Regions from separate parts of the Homo sapiens genome. Here region 2 is linked to region 1. A link is a contact called in ENCODE Hi-C or POLR2A ChIA-PET data. All regions are on one chromosome and are shown on one strand. The core of a region is the stretch at or near the end of the contact, and the rest is flanking DNA. Distances in the headings are between cores, read along the strand shown. Region 1 holds the start of MSRB3 (methionine sulfoxide reductase B3). Region 2 holds the start of LINC02425 (long intergenic non-protein coding RNA 2425).

Region 1 (5,079 bases), core at 1,974-4,473:
TGTGCAGTGTCTGAGGAGATTTTATTAAAGAGCTGAGAATAGCACCTTGGGCAGGTTACAGCTTAGATGCCTTTCATGTTTACCTATTCTTTTTGAAAGAGGCTGCCCCAAGCACAGCCCTATAAAAAGACAGCAACACAGTCTGTTTATTTAGGATGGGTGGCCATGTTCTGTTGGCATGTGACCTTCCCATCTTAGCCACAACTGAAGAACTAGCACCTGGATCGGGGGCGGCCAGTGGCTTGTGAGACAGACTCAATATAAGAATGGTGATAGAATCAGATTCTCCCCCCTGGGGCATTTGGTTATGAGATATATGGAGAGAGTTGGCACCTGGTTGTGGGAACAGAAGTGGAAATACAGGCAGAGAGACAAAGAGCTGTGGTTACACAACTTGAATTATTGTGTGTTCTGAAGACATTTCATGAGTTGCAGCTGTGGTATGCCAGAGCTGGCTCTACGGCCCCAAAAACTGGTTGTGTGGATCCCTTCCCAACCCTGCCTTCAGAGACATCTGGTTGGTGGGAGTATTTGTACCATGTGAATTGGTTAATACTGTAGATCAGGGCCCCTAGCCCTTTCATCCAGATCTGGTTGTTAAATGTTTACCAGCACACCACTGGGTTGGGGGAGGGATGGTGTAGGAAGCAGGCAGAAGCAGCTACCTCCTCTGGGTCTTTACCCTTAAAATCAATGTTGAATGGAATATGGTAACATGATTGTTATTAAGGCTATAATAAAGAAGACATTTAAAAAGCATTGTAAAATACATGATTAAAATATCAATGGTTAAACTACAAAACTTATAGGAATGTGGTCAAGGGGGTAGTACCTTTCCCATTCCCCTAGCTTTCAAAGGCACAGGCCCCGCCCACCATGCCTACAAAGGATGATCTGACAAGCCAGGTAAGCCTCTGGTCTTATTTCCACATGTATTCTTTACCTTGGTTACTTGAGGTAACCTGAGTGCATACCAGTTACTTAAAACCAAAAGCGCCCAATGAATACAGTTTTTGAATGCCACTTTTTTTTAATGTAGAGAAAATAAGACAGATTAGTATGGTAAAAGTATATATGCACTTTAGAATGAGGATTTAATTCTAATACTACTTCACTTCTTCCTGGTAGCATATTACTTACCTATGCCTCAGTCTCCTTAGCTGTAAAATAGGGATAAAAATAATCTCAGAGATATTTGTAAGAATTAAATGAGATATCAGTTATAAAAAACATCTAGCACAGTGTCTGGCACTTATCATGCACTTAGTAACTTTAGTTCTTTTCTGCCACTCTTAGCATATTTATTCAAGCCTTTAGAATAGTGGTTGGCATTGCTGACAGTGATGTCAGCTATGTTGATACAATGAACTCTCTATTTTTACTAACATGAATTGGGTTGTAATGATATTGCATTTTTTATAATTCTATATTTTTGTATGTAAGGTTCTTCACTAAAATATTTTAAATATAGGCATAATTATTGCAATCCTTTGAAACATGCTTTACACTTAGGGAGCTTCTAAATTCCTTTCTACAAATGGCTGTGCCCATTTTATTTTTGTTTTTAAACAAACATTTGGACTATGGGCAAAGAACTTTGCAAAGTGTTGTGGGGGAAGTAGAAAAACAGACACTTATGTAACACAAGGCTATAAAAAAAGAGGAAACGGAGGGAATACTGAAGAGCTTCTTCAGTATTTCCAACTACCTAGGTTCTAGGTACCTAATTAAATAGTCATGTTATGTGTCATTTAAATCCTTTATTCATTGCATTACAATTTATTCACCATTACTTTATCTGGGTCATCTACCCTTAGTCCCATTATAATTGCCAATGCATTAAGGGTGACATTTGCCCATTTGCTATATGTAATTCACAGGATGTGGTGTTTTTCAGTACCAGATGTTTTGAGGGGAGCCACTTGCAATGGACTGTTTTTTGGTGTATGTGTTTTAATAGTTTGCCAGAACTGAGTTTGATTTGAAACAACGTTCTTGATTTTCAAATACAGCATTTTCAAACAAATAGTGTGATGTACAAATTACCATCACTTTAGTTCACGTTGAAATAATCCACACTCTAAATCTGTTTGACATTTACCCCTTAAGTATTTTGGATCAATAAATCATTTCTGTATCATCTAGCATCTTAAAATGTTCGTAAGTAACTACTTAATACCCTACATATCCAGGTCCTGTCCCATTAGTTTGAGGGAAAAAATATATTATAGTAATTAAGACATAATTATGTTGTCTTGAAAAGCTAAGGGTCATTTGGACTTGATTACCCAAGGAGTTATCAGTGCCAAGGAAAATTAGGCAACTACAGGCTTGGGCCTGTAATTAAACATCTAGGACTGACATTTTGTTCATCAGAGGTGGCACCTTCTGAATGAATTACACCATTTCATTTTAGACAAGCTACGGTACATACAAAACAAGTGTGTGGAGGGGGTTGGGGGGTGGACATGAATAGAGATTGGAGGTGGAGAGAAAGACCGGTGTAAACTTAAGCATTTTGTTGTGAAAAACTACTGTTCAGCCAGCCTGCCTGGGCTCCATATATGGTGTTCAAATATAAGTTTGGGACGAGCACCTTTGCAATTTTGGCCAAGAACACACACACACTCACCCTCCTCTGCTAGAGAGGGCCCGCTCACCTGGAACGCAGGCGGCTGGTTCTCCGTATTACAGTGAGTGCTCGTTCTGTATGTATAGGATGGCCAAGTAACTAACTGGCAGCCCTGCTCCTGCCTCACTCTCCCACAACTTTTTATCCCCTCACCACCAACGCTCTCAACAACCCCTGACACGTCTTCCCACAGGTCCCTGGCTCGCTGTCCGGTCTCTTCGTGTTGGTTTGTCCGTTTCCCACTCCTTCAGCGGTCTCAGGTGGAACACGCCAGGTGGGCGCTTGGCTGTGTTCTGGGGTCCCGAGTTGGAAAGGGATGCCCCCAGGCAGAAGGCGGCCGGCAGCCCTGGGGCAGAGGAGGACGAGGGGGAGGAGAGGAGCAGGAGGGCAGGGCAGAGAAGGAGGAGGAGGAGGACGGTGCAGAGGAGGAGGAGGAGGAGGAAGAGGACAGGGCAGAGGAGGAGGGAGTTGGCGGCCGCCGAGCCCCGGGCAGCGGGCCCCGTCCGCGGCCGGCGCGCTCCGTGGTCCTCCCTCGCTCGTCTCCTATGCTCATATTTGGACTCGGCTGCCCGTGCCCAGGAATTTCCCGTCATGCCTCCCGCCGCCCCGTCCGTCGCCCGGAGCCGGGGAGGGAGGGAGCGAGGTTCGGACACCGGCGGCGGCTGCCTGGCCTTTCCATGAGCCCGCGGCGGACCCTCCCGCGCCCCCTCTCGCTCTGCCTCTCCCTCTGCCTCTGCCTCTGCCTGGCCGCGGCTCTGGGAAGTGCGCAGTCCGGTAAGTTCGGGCTCCCCTCCCCTCTCCTCCTCGCCTCACCCCTCCCACCCCGACCCTGCCACGTTAGGGTGTGACCCCGAGCCGGGATTCCATTCTGCGCCTGCTGCGCCCCCTCGGCCACCTGCGGGGACAGCCCCTGCCTCAGCCGAGAAGGGGAGCAGAAGGGTTGCGCCCCGCGCCAGCGGTGAGGGGCCGAACGGAAGGAGGTCAGGGCTGGTTTCCCCCCACCCGCCGAAGGGAGGCGTCTGGCAGCCTCACTGACACCTTATCCTGTCCCGGGAGCGAACCTGAACCCGCGGGAGCCTCTCGCCCCGCGCGGGCCCAGGAGAGAGGGATCTGGCGGGGCAGCCCGCGGGAGGCAGGGGAGGGGTCCATCCCGGAGCCCTCTGCTCTGTGCGTCGACCCTGCCGGGGTTGCCGCTCAGATAACGGGCCCGAGGCGTGGGAACCGGCCCGCCAGGCCTGCGCTTTTCGCCGCGCGCCTCGGAGAGGACGGGGGTGCGGGGCGGCGGGCAGGCGGCAGGGAGGGGCGCACCCGGGAGCGCACCCGCCGCCCGCCCTCCCTGCGCTGCTGCCCCGCTGCTGGGCCAGACTCCAGCGGGCCCGCCTGGCATTTCACAGGCCAAAATCGAACAGAACCCCGAGTTTGCCAGGTATCAGTTTTGCTTTGTTTTTAAGCAGAAAAAGGCATCCAAGTCTATTTTTGAAGTTTTACACTGGGCTATTTCGAGTCAAACTATATGAATGAAAAGTGCTGTTCCTGCCTTATTTGGTTTAGGGCTAATAGCTATCGGAAGTGGCAGTTATGAAGTCGTTACAGTAAGACTTTATAAGATAATCTTCTTGAATCATGTGGGAACTGTTGGGGGGAATTTAATATCAGATTATTATTTTAAAAAGCAGTTATTTTAAAGTACAAAGGTAGGGATAAAGGTAAATGTGAAATTGCATGGACTTTTACGTTTGTGATGAGTAGTCGTCAAAGCTTCTTGCTTCTTAATTTTATCGGGAATGGAAGAATATAAATTATAATTCCTTAGAGCTGAGATTTCTTAGGAGATTTTAGTTTGCTTTTGTTTTTTCTACCAATAGACTAAATTGTCAAATAAGATATGGCAAACTAGGACTCATAAATTAGTTGAAACATGACTCTATGAAGCATAGATTATATTCAGTACTCTCTGGTTTATCTCTTCATATTTTCATTTGCAGCGCTGGTGGCAAGATCGATTTTCAAAAACAATTTTGTCTATAAAAAAACTTCAGGGTTCATATAACTTATAAAATTGTCAGTTCAGATTAATGGCAGATATTTACAATATTTAACTTTATTCAATTTGCAATTTGTAAATAGTAACTTGAGCAGTGATATCAGTTTCATGTTTCTTTCTGCATAGTATTGTTTTTCAAAAAAACCCTGTTTTTTATAGATTCATATTTTGGAAGTAACTTTAATAGCACTTCTTGGGAAATACAACAGGTTCTAATTTCACATTTTTCAATGGATTTCTAAAAAATACTGTGCTGGATAGTGAAGAGTGGATTTTATTGCCAGGAAACATATGTATGCTTTCTTTTTCCTCAGTGATGTGTTGACTTACCTAATACTTGTGGTGAAACGGCCTTCGAAGACCAGAATCCACTGTACTGGCCCCTTGCCAGTAATTTTGAACA
Region 2 (5,403 bases), core at 2,042-4,541, 750 kb after region 1:
ACGAAATCAGCATCGTTGACCAATTATTCAGGGCTAGTCCTTGCTCTCTTTCTCTTGGTTAGTGGCTATTTCTGGCAGTTCCTAAAACCGAGGCAGCCAATGTCATCACTGTGGAAATATGGATTGTGAGTGGCACTTAGATAGCAACCAGCTGGGGGCTATATATTAACAAGTGCAAGAATGGGAGCAGAAACAGTGTACAGAGACCCAGAATGTGCCAAAAGATGGCAACTCACCCCCTGGGGTCCAAAACAGATCCAACTGAGAGACAGAGAGAATGATTGTCTTCTCCACAAAACTGCCTCTCACAGAGCACAGAACCCTTTAGATTTATGCATGTGTTTTGACAAAACTGGATGGTTTCTATCATCTAGGAACACTGGAAGGGTCCCATTGGGAGGCAAACAATTTAAATAGGTCAACTTTTTAAAAAATTTTATTATTATTATACTTTAAGTTTTAGGGTACGTGTGCACAACGTGCAGGTTTGTTACATATGTATACATGTGCCATGTTGGTGTGCTGCACCCAACTTTTAAGAAGTTTCAGCATCCCAAGGTGTCCAAAGTCACACACCAACACCAAACCTTTGTGCACCTGGATGCTACATGCCACCCAAAAAGGTCCCCTACTAATCTCTCACATTCTGTCCCAGCCTCTAATTCAGCCATCAGAGAGCCAGCTCCTCTCGCTGGCCACAATAAAGCCAATTCATGTCAGTTTATTGCTCTTCAATGGATGTTAGTTCCATTTTTTAATTACATGTTTATGTATGTGAATGCTTTCCATATTCACTACCCAGAATTTACTTACTCAGCAGTTTCTTAAGATTCCAAGCGTGCAGACCATTGAATTCACATGGTTTGATTACTGAGTAATTCTTAAAGTCTCTTTACTGGAGTGTGACATTTATCTAAAGTCAAATCTAGAAAGAAAAAAATATATGTGATGGTGATAAACTACTATTGAAACAGAATCCTAACATGAGATGTTAAACAATAGAGCATTGTAAATAATACCCTCCCCAAAAGGTTCTCTGTGATAGCCGCAGCTAAGGAAAACATATGATAACAATAATATGATTTCCATAACCCAACAGTCCTTTCACCACCTGTTCCATGTGGGGATGATATGCAATAGCTCTGCTCTGCATTTTTTTTTTGTTAAAAAATAAATTCTTTCTCACAAATAATAAATTTATAGCCAGGGAATTTCTTTATGACTTAAGCTTTCATTTCTTTAACTTACTGCTTTTAGGGACATAAATTCTATTAGCCTCTGTGTGGAAAGTTCGTTAGGGCAACTTGAGATCAGTGGGAATTGGTAAAAGTCTTATGGTTTAAGATGAAAACATGCAATTCACTTAGAGTCTTTTCAGTGCTCTACAATATTCCTGGCCATTTCAACCCAATATGTGAATTCAAACTACTTCAGTCAACATTAAATTAGGCAATAGTCTACATTAATTCATTACATTTAAGTAAAGAAAGATGAGCTGAAAAAAAAATAACATGGCATGCAAGAATGTGTATGTCATGTCAACCAGCTGAATATGCATTTCAGAATACCATACCCTTATTTACATTTTAGAAACGGTTTCATTCTTAAAACTATTTGTGTTAAAATCAATTCATTCTTCCAGTGCTTGAATACAAATAGGGCCCATATGATAACAGAGATAATCCATGTATATAGTTTATTTTACTTAAGCAAACACTTCAGTGATTTTTTAAAAATCAACACTGTCCAGGCAATTAAATGTTTTCTTTAAAAGAAATTATTTGAAAAATACTGGAATTTATCTTGTTGTCTGTACATCAATAGTAAGTTAATAACTTTGAACTTAAAAAATATAAACTGTTATCCCTTTCCTTTTGTTTAGAGACCTTTTCTTTATAGTCTACACTGGTACTATGCAAACGGTGTTCCCTGGACAGTGCTGGCCCTGGGTGGATTGGCACCACACTGCAATGAGTTGAGCAAAACTGTGAGTGAGCACTTAGAAACTTTTCTAGTCATCTGACATGAAATTTTTTTGTCTTTTTTTTTTTTTTTTTTTTTTTTGAGATGCAGTCTTGCTCTGTCACCCAGGCCAGAGTACAGTGGCATGATCTCTGCCCACTGCAACCTCGGCCTCCCAGGTTCAAGTGATTCTCCTGTCCCAGCCTTCTGAGTAGCTGGGACTACAGGCAGACACCCTCACGCCTGGCTAATTTTTGTATTTTTACTGGAGATGGGGTTTCACCATATTGGTCAGGCTGGTCTTGAACTCCTGACCTCAGGTGATCCACCTGCCTCGGCCTCCCAAAGTGCTGGGATTACAGGCGTGAGCCACTGTGCCTGGCCTGTCTTTTGAATCTGATATTAAATATGAGAGGCTTGCATTTTGTACGATTTGGGGTGTTTTTAAATTTAATTTTTCTAGAAATACATTTTTGTTACATTTGATTAAAACACCAGTTTGTGGCTGATTGGACACTTAAAAACTGGTCCTTTGCCACAGATAGTTTGAGAAGCTTGAGTCTAAACTATAAAGTGATCTGGATGGTCAGGTAACTGTTTTGTGAATTAAATGTACATCACACACACACACACACACACACACACACACATACACACACACACATTATCTATATAACAGAACAGCCAACTCAGCAGAAACAAAGCTCAAAGCTCTGTAAACTCATTTCCTCAGTATCTCCAGATGTGCCACAGCTGAGGGAGTGTTCAGAAATAGGAATGGTTTGATTACATGATTGAAGCGAATGGATTTGTTATGTCTTGATCCTTTTTCTTCCTTCCTTCCCCTCTCCTTTCCTTCTCCCTTCCTTCCTCTCCATCTCTTCCCTCCCTCCTCCCTTTCTTTCTTCCCTTCTTTCCTCCCTTCCTCTTTTCCTTCCTTCCCTCCCTTCTTTTCTTCTTTTTCCTTTCCTATATTATCTTATTCTCCGTCTCTAAAGAGAGAGTTAAACCAAGAGCCCACAATCACACACATCAACAAACTACATGAGTCAAATTCACTGAGGAAGAGGAAGGAGAAAAAGAGGTTAGGGATATATGGAGAAGGAAAACTATGGCTCAGAAATGCAGGTACATTAGGATCTAGAGACAAGTACCTATATCAAACAAAAGAAATATTGCTTTATGAATTCCCAGAGAATATATTTTTTTCTGAATTAAACTTACCTGTTATTAATATATTTTAATTCTCTAGAAAAGGAATTTTTAAATCTGAGTTTCTGAAGAACTCTTCTTGGTTGCTCCCCCATGAAAATCCAAAGGAATTTCTTCTAAAAGTCATAATGAACATTCCTTTAGATGTTTTGGGGAAGAGAACTGGTGAAGCCATTTCCCCTCTGCTCCCCCTTCACCCTAGCTGAAGTGTTGCAGACCACAGGACTTTGCTTGTGCCCAAATCATTTCGCCCAGACTCTGAAATATGGGTGGTTAAAAACAGGATGCCAAAACAACCATATTTCCTCCCCTCATGCTGCCTTTTTACATGTACTCAAGACAATGCAGATTTATTCTGCCTCACCTGTGTCTAATGTTAGACGCATGCCCCAGAATGTCGGAAAACTTTTGTGTTTCATTTTACAATAAAAGAAATGTACTACCCAAGCTCTCAAGAAAGCACAAAGAAATGAATCTGTATCCCTTAAGCTTTGCAATTCATTTTTCTTCTTTGTTGGTTCTCGAAACTGAATTCCCTGGGTTGGGGTTTTATACTACAATTTTATCTTCTACACTTTTCTTTACTTCCCCCTTCACTCTACCCCCGCTATCCCCCCACTCCCTAGGGGCTTTGGCTTCAAATCAAAACAGCTTTCAAGTGGCCAGGACCAAGTTCCAAATCTTCTATGTTTCCTACAGATTTTCCTTCTTTCCCAGATTTTTCTAAGCCCCACTCTTTGTAGGAAGGCATGCACCTCCAGATAGGGTCCTGACTGTAAGCATTGTGCTTGGGCCCCCATCCCAACTGCAGAAGTTTATTTGAAGTATGTTACTCTTTGCCTGCTTCTTAACTTGAGGCCCAATAGTCTTACAATGTCATTTTTTTCCCCTACTGTAAATCAAGGGACAGCTGTCTTTGGACTAAATTCCAAATAGTTGGTCTGGAAATGAACTTCTCAGTGGGTCCCTCCTCTATTCTGGCTGACATTTCCCCATTAATTTCTTTTTCTCTTTCATCCATTCATTGGCTGATGAGTCTATAAATACACCTCATCTGCTTTTACTTTGCTTTTTAAGAATAAACTGATACCAAACACACTGTCTTAATTACATCCACAGGCAAAGCATAACGAGTTTAAATGTTGTCACAATATAGTTTAAAAACTTGACATGGTTCATTATGCCAGCTGTGATAAAACTGGGAAATGAAAACCTTAATTTGGATGTGTAAATGAGTAATTCATCTGAAAAGGTATTTTTAACATTAATAAATGAGAATACCTAGAAACCTACTAAGCAAAGGAAGGGAGTTGAACAGGAAACCGATAAGTAGATTGGTAAAGAAGCAAGGAAACCCGGCCTCCATTCCTCTTGGGCACAACACCTCTAAAATTAGGCAAGTCAGCCCTCCCAAATTCAGACCAGACCTGGGAGAACATTGTTCCTCATTCTGTTCTTGAGCATTCACATTATGAGGTGGCTGCTGATTCATGAGGATCTGAATTCTAGGTGCACATCAGGAAGGAAGGCTCAGGAAAATTCTGATTTATGCCCAGAAGACAGTAGGTTTTGGAAAACTCTACTTTTAAGATGAAAACAAGATTAAAGGGAAGGATAAGGTAACACTCATACGTTCTTGATATAAAATTACTTCTTTTAAAACCTTTGGTTCTGATGATATGGCTGATAACTTTCCAATAGCAGTAGCCCACTGGGATAAATTAACATTCTGAATTTTGTGAAGCAATCTTTGTTTTCCTGAGGTATTTTCACACAAACACATTCTTAACTGATGGAGAGCAATGGAGAAATAAATATTCATTTTTGAATGGGAAATAAAAGTCAATGGCAAGTTTCTCAGGTAGGAAACTACTATAATCTCCCAGTTTTCACACATAAAAAGCCTCAAGAAAATAGCAGTTAATGTACGTTGAGTCATATGTGAAAACTGATAGACATATCAAAAAAGTTTTAAATGAGTCAAAAGAAGAAAAGGCTTACAGATGGCCAGATGGCTTTGACATTGATGGAGTAGTATAAGAAGAGTGATGATCAGATGTTTTACCGTTTCTATGAGAATCATTCAAAATAAATGTGATTAAACTGTAGAAAAATCAATTTTGGCAATGTATAAGAAGTTGCAGACTCTAGCTGGAACCCATTCATCACCAGATGAGTTTATTAAAGGATACTGTGGAAGAATCCTTTTCTGGGTTTTCTTTTTTTTTT

What was found. Hi-C counts contacts between places; a loop is a spot of excess contacts on that map. ChIA-PET counts read pairs that join two places held with the same protein, here RNA polymerase II (POLR2A). Pooled maps may share reads with other maps.
Region 2: a loop to region 1 is called in a map of ascending aorta, with 2.7 times the contacts of the local background. The contact joins the promoter of LINC02425 here to the promoter of MSRB3 in region 1. A Hi-C loop is called at or near these places in 1 of 168 maps with a recorded cell type or tissue (ascending aorta) and 5 of 50 pooled maps. POLR2A ChIA-PET finds 5 or more read pairs at or near these places in 2 of 52 experiments (Panc1 and WTC11).

The regions. Positions count from the first base shown.
Region 1 is chr12:65,275,460-65,280,538 of GRCh38, forward strand. It overlaps MSRB3 (methionine sulfoxide reductase B3), which reads left to right and starts at 3,224. Exons shown (of 7, transcript NM_001031679.3): 1 at 3,224-3,406. RefSeq lists silencers at 3,434-3,563, 3,664-3,973.
Region 2 is chr12:66,027,775-66,033,177 of GRCh38, forward strand. It overlaps LINC02425 (long intergenic non-protein coding RNA 2425), which reads right to left and starts at 3,292. Exons shown (of 3, transcript NR_146530.1): 1 at 3,187-3,292; 2 at 814-925; 3 at 1-108.